Regions from separate parts of the Mus musculus genome. Here region 2 is linked to region 1. The links are chromatin loops, found by intact Hi-C in ENCODE. Cell type or tissue: gastrocnemius. All regions are shown on one strand. Links, peaks and the distances in the headings refer to the core of each region. The heading gives the core; the rest is flanking DNA.

Evidence for each region. A loop is a pair of places that touch in the nucleus more often than their neighbours do. Peaks named below come from ENCODE experiments on the same cell type or tissue, not always from the same donor. Only the 100,000 strongest peaks of a DNase experiment are listed, where the experiment ranks them.
Region 2: it touches region 1 in a loop (7-fold over the local background); 4 of 42 quality-filtered maps call a loop at or near these places.

The regions. Positions count from the first base shown.
Region 1 is chr15:98,698,535-98,701,433 of GRCm38, reverse strand. No RefSeq gene overlaps it. Among named protein-coding and RNA genes, the nearest start is that of Gm34152, 3.6 kb to the right of the region's middle. In gastrocnemius, for the core only: no CTCF peak of the experiment used is centred there; a DNase peak (open chromatin) is centred at 1,813; H3K4me3 peaks cover 591 bases.
Region 2 is chr15:98,630,120-98,633,018 of GRCm38, reverse strand. It overlaps a transcript of Cacnb3 not described here. Among named protein-coding and RNA genes, the nearest start is that of Cacnb3, 3.2 kb to the left of the region's middle. In gastrocnemius, for the core only: no CTCF peak of the experiment used is centred there; DNase peaks (open chromatin) are centred at 649 and 1,378; H3K4me3 peaks cover 1,295 bases; H3K27ac peaks cover 696 bases.

The DNA of each region.
Region 1 (2,899 bases), core at 280-2,779:
GAAGGAGGAAGGTAATGGAGACAAAGAGGGGAGAGAGACCTGGGTTAGAGTCCACAGCAAACCACAGGACACTCTGTATGGAGAGCGCAGTGTTCAGAGAAATGGGGTGGCAGCCTACGGTGCCAGGGCAAGCATGGCTAGAATTTGGGAATCCAAGGAATAGCCATGATGAAAAGCAGACAGAGGGCCAGGGAGACGGCTCAGTGGTGAAATCCCCTGCTCTGCAGGCATGAGTACCAGAATTTGAATCTAGTACACACAAGTAAAAAGGCTGTCATGGTTGTGTTGTATCTGTAACCCCAGTTTTGTGGGTGAAGCCAGGTAGATCCTGAAATCTTGTGGGCCAGCTATTCTAGCCAACATGGTGAACTTCCAGTTCACAAGCGATCCTGTCCTAAGGCAAGAAGAACAGAACAGTAGAGGAAGATGCCCAGTATGTGTCCTGGTCTCTATTTCTGGGAATGATTATACAAGCTGATCTACATACTCATGCTTGTACAAAGCACACAGAGAGACAGAGACAGACAGACAGAGACTCAGAGGCAGACAGAGAGACAAATAGAGAGGGGCAGACAGAGAGAGACACAGAGGCAGACAGAGGCAGACAGAGAGAGAGGGAGACAGATAGACAGACAGAGACAGACAAAGACTGACACAGAGGCAGAGACAGAGAGAGACAGAGAGACAGTGACAGACAGAAACAGAGAGAAACACACACACAGACAGACAGACAGAGACAGAGAGACACACAAGAGAGAGACAGAGACACACAAGAGAGAGACAAAGACACATGAGAGAGACAAGACAGAGAGAAGAGACCAAACAGGAAATTTTATGATTTTTCTATTTTTCTTCCTCCTCCTCTTCCTCCTCTTCCTCCTCCTCCTCCTCCTCTTCCTCCTCCTCCTCCTCCTCCTCCTCCTCCTCCTCCTAAGATGGAGGTTTCATTTCCAGGTTGGCTTTGAACATGTTATGTAGCTAAGGCTAACCTGGAACATCCTGATCCTCCTGCCTCCACCTCTGAAGTGCTGGGATTACAGTTGTGTACCACCATGCCTGGCCCAAAAGGCATTATTATCAAGGGACTAGCGATTTAGCAGCAGGAAGAATAAATACCTAAATAATAAGTATGCAGAAACATATCCAATAACCGTATCTTTGAGCATTCCTTACGTGCTAAGGGCTGACTTAAGTGTTATGTGTGCGTTACCTAACAAGATTCGTACCATAGCCTTGTGAAGTAAGTGCTGCTATTATTTTTATTTAACAAATGAGGAAAGCGACGCTTAGAGGTTATGTCAGGAGAAGGTGGTCAGTTTGGATGGTCTGAGAGGACGCATTAACGTCTTCTCAACACCTTCACAAGGCACACGCTCCACGGTAATATTAATGACCCTCCCTCTGCGTTTTTCATCTCTTTCCCAAATCCAGATTCTTCCCATAGCTTCGCGAATCTGCTCTAGGATGGATGCAGAGGCTCCTGTTTCCATGGTGATGGGGAGGCTGGTACACCGCTCGCCAAGTGTAGGCGCTGGAGAGAATTGTCTCAGAATGGAAAGGTGTCGCAGCAGGGCCCTTGAGAAAACCAAGTCTGAGAGACCGGACCTCCCTGGAGCTCCTTCAGCACCTCCACAGCCGCCTCGCCCCTGCCCCGCTAACCTGGGAGACTCGAACCCAGGGAAGCAAGCACAGCCTCCCCAGACTCAAGCCAGGTCGCTGGCGGGAAGCCTGTCCAGTGCGGGGTTTCGTCCGGTCCACACCCCCTCTGCCTGGCATCCCACGGGTGCGCGCTTGAACTGCCTGGCTCTCCCCGGGATGAGCGAGCCGAGCGGCCGGCAGGGGGCAGTGTCTCCCTCACAGAAGCCGTGCCAGGCGCCCTGGGCTCGCTCCCCTGGCTTCAGGTTCTTTTCAGCTGTTATGCTGCAAAGGCGCAGTCGGTGGATTTCAGGACAGGAGATGGGTGCTGGCAAAGGTTGAGAGCCCCTGAAGTGTGGGTCTTAAGCGGTGGGCTCCGCTGAGCTTAAAGTCACAGGATAGGCGGCTGAAGTAATCAACGCTTAATTTCCCACAGTCTTCTCTCGAGATTTTTTTTTTTTTTTTGAGTGTTGCTGTTTTTTCCCCCCCATTGAAAAAAATCCTAATGAGGGGGAGGCTTAGCCATTCATTCGGTGTGTGTTTATTGAGTATACAACTATCACAGATACAATCAGAACAAATATTTATAGATTGCATGATGATTCCTAACCGTTTTTGAGGGGGAAGTGTCCTATCTCCTTTTTATTTTTATTTTAAAAAGATTTATTTATGTGAGTACACTGTAGCTGTCTTCAGACACACCAGAAGGGGGCATCAGATCTCATTACAGGTGGTTTTGAGCCACCATGTGGCTGCTAGGAATTGAACTCAGGATCTCTGGAAGAGCATTCAGTGCTCTCAACCTCTGAGCCATCTCTCCGGGTCCCAGAGAGGCACTTTAAATCCAGACCTTTTGAGATTTGAAGATCCACCTTTCACATGCGTCACACCTTCTAGTGGTAGCCTATATAAGGGACTGGGAAAAAGGGGGCTTTCATCTTTTTCTGTTTGCCCTTGCCTTCACTGTTAAGTCCATTCGCTGCTATTAGGCTGGCATTAGAGCCTACGTCTTTGGCATTCTGGCCTCTACTAAAGACCAGCTAAGACACCCAGCCTAATGGGCTAAACAGTGACTGGATTCTTGAACTTCCATTGGAAGACAGACATTATTGGACTAGCTGGATCATAATCTGTAAGCCATCTAAAAAAATCCAATTTTAGGGCTGGTGAGATGGCTCAGTGGGTGAGAGCACCCGACTGCTCTTCCGAAGTTCCGAAGTTCAAATCCCAGCAACCACATGGTGGCTCACAACCATCCGTAACG
Region 2 (2,899 bases), core at 126-2,625, 68 kb after region 1:
CTCTCTCCTCCTATACCTCTGAGCTGCCACAGAATGTCCACTTCCTTTCTCACTAGAGCCACACCTGCCTATGCCAGTTCTCCTGCTAATCCAGCTGTGGAAGCAAGATCAAAGAGGAAAGCCTTAAAAGACCAGGTGTGGAAGCGGAGAACCTCTAGAAAACTAACTGGGCAGCAAGTGGGGAAACTGAGGCAGGAACTGGGAGTTCTACTCCAGGTGGAGGCCCCTCACATTCCAGCTATTAGGTTGCCCCCTCCCCGGGAACTCAGAGAGGGTCACTGAGGGAGCCTGGCACGGCCCTCCTTTCAATAGCGCCCCTTCCTCAGCTCCCCAGTCAGACCTCTCTGCATGTTTTGCAGGAGGCGCCAGTTCCAGCCTTCCCTTCCTCTATTATCCAGAGCTCTCAACTCCTGTTTTCGCTCCCGCCCCATGCTGCAGTTTCCCCCAAATGCGGGAGCTTTTCTCCCACCCTTCTTGGGAGGGGGCCCCGGAGGTTACCTCGTTCAGCAGGAAGGTTGCACTGGAGTCAGAAAAAGACATAGACCGGGTTAGCGGCCTCTCTCCCTCCCCCGGGCCAGGGGCTCCGAGGCGGGAGCGGGACCCAGCCGCGTCTCTCTGCACACCGCTCCAGCCTGCACGCCTGGCCTCGCCCCACGCCCGCCCAGCTCCAGCCGCCTGCTCCCTCTCCTCGCTCCTGGTTCCACCCCTTTCCCTCCTCCTCCCTCCTCCCTTCCTTTCTAGCCTCCTCCTTCTGTTTCTCCCGCACTTCCCTCGTCTTTCAGTCTAGTGTGTCTCCACTTCAGTCTTGCCTTGCTACCTCCCCAGTTCCCTATTCATCTGGTGTCTCTCACTGTCCTTCCAATCCCCACCCCTCTTTCCCACCCAGCCTTACCCCTTCTCTCCCCCTCCCTCAGATCTCCAGAAAAGACAGGGTCTGTGGAGCTCTGCCATCGCAGGCTGAGGGCGGGAAAGGTTCAAAGGCAGGCTCTAGGGAGAGGTTGGGTTTGGCTCCCCCCAGACCCCCAGCTTGATACGTCTAGTGTCCCACCCCCAGCGCCCTAAGAAGAAACACCGTACTGAGTCCCACCTCAGCCGGGTAACAGACCGAGAAGGAAGAGTTAGGTGTTCAGTCCGTTTGACCAAGCCTCAAGACGCCCCTCTGACTTCTGGGGAAGCCACGACCATCCACCCTGTCCTGGTCCCGACCAGGCTTCTGCAGAATCCTTTAGGAGACAGCCCAGCACGAACGCCTCCTGGGTCAGCTAGGGTACTGCAGGTCTCAGCTCCGCCAAAGGGAAGGTCAAAGCGAGGTGAGGCTGCCGCTTTCCCTACCCGCTGTAGCGCCCCCTAGGTTCGATGGCTGGGTGTCCGCACCCACCCTCCAGGTGGCTGCATCGGCCGCACATGCTGACTCCTGCCAGCAGGAGGCGCTGCCGGGGAGGATGCAGCCTGGATCTAGACCCTGCTGAAACCTCCTCCCCACCCCACCCCCAAGAGCCCCAGGAGAGAACCCCAGGTCGCACTCTGTCCCCACCCATGTGGGGTTCTTTAGAGACACTCTTGTCCCCTCCAGAGCCCTAGACCGCTCTTACCTCCATCCTGGTCTCAGGGCGAGCCCGGGCAAGCCAGGCAGCATCCCAGCTCAGTCTGGGCAGCAGAGAGCACAAAGTCGCAGGACCGCTTCTCGGGTCAGTACCCCTTCTCGTCCCCTCCGGCGGGCACGTCAAAGCGGACAAGCCCAAGTTCTGGCGTGGGAGGGGGGAGCGAGGGTGTAATCCCAGTCCACTCGCTCACTACATCCTTCTAAGCGGACTAACCTCTCATTGGTTCTTCCATACGGAACCGGCCCCTTCCCTATTCTTAAGACAGTGGCTGCTCCTGGGCCTGGGGCAGATGGGAGCAGACCCCCTCATGGAGACAGAACTGAGAGATCTAATGACCTGGGGGAGCCTCCAACTTCACCTCGGGGTTTCCCAACAGAAAAACTCCCTTTCTCAGCCCTTCTTCGAGCTTACTTTTTCCGGGTGGAGGGGGCTCGGGACCCCTCCCCTCCACCTCCCTGTTCCCTGAAGATCTCCGGAGACTGTCTCTACTCTGCTGACTTTCCACTGGTCCCATTCCAGAGAGAGCTAAGGTGGAAGAGCATCCATTCTCAGAACGCTCCATTCCAGGTTCCTCTTGGGCTGGTTTTAACCTGGAAAGTGCCTGGGAGGGCACTGCTGCCCCCCCTTCCTCTGTGGTCTGTTCCTGCCACAGATATGGTTTCTTTTCTGCCACCCCTACACACTCAGCTTCAACCCTGGAGAAGAGACACAGGCTTGGGGACGAGGTAGCAGGGTGGGTAGGATATTCATTCTTTTCCTTTTGTCTTGTTGGGGGTTGTCATGGAGGGAGCTAAAGTTTTGCCTCGGCAACAAGACCTGGAGGGAGAGATATATCACCCCCCCTCCCCCTCCCTCCTTGCCTCCCCCGCTGACCACAGCTAATGGACTAGCTCCTCTGGGCCTTGGGGCGCTTCAGTTTTCACAGGAGAAGCGATTGTCCCTGGCTTCCCTCCTCCCTCTGCCGGAGCCTACACCCCTGAAGCCATCTCTACCCCTTTAAAACCTAAATATCGGTTCTCCGAGTTTATCAGAGGGAATCTGAGATGCAAAGGGTAAGCCCACGCCTGTTTGATCATTTGCAGGCAAGCTGTCTGCCAGACCTGGTCTGAATACCAGGTAGGTAGCAGACCTGGGCCCGGGGACTCCTGGCCAAAGGCCCTCCTCCCAGTGAGGTGATTGGCAGGTCACATACTCTCCGCCTCTCCACTTAAGGTCTTTCAGTTCTCTGGTCAGGTTACTTAAGAGAGGCCCCTATTGGATACCTTTTTGGGGGCCCTGCCTCAGCTTGGCTGGTG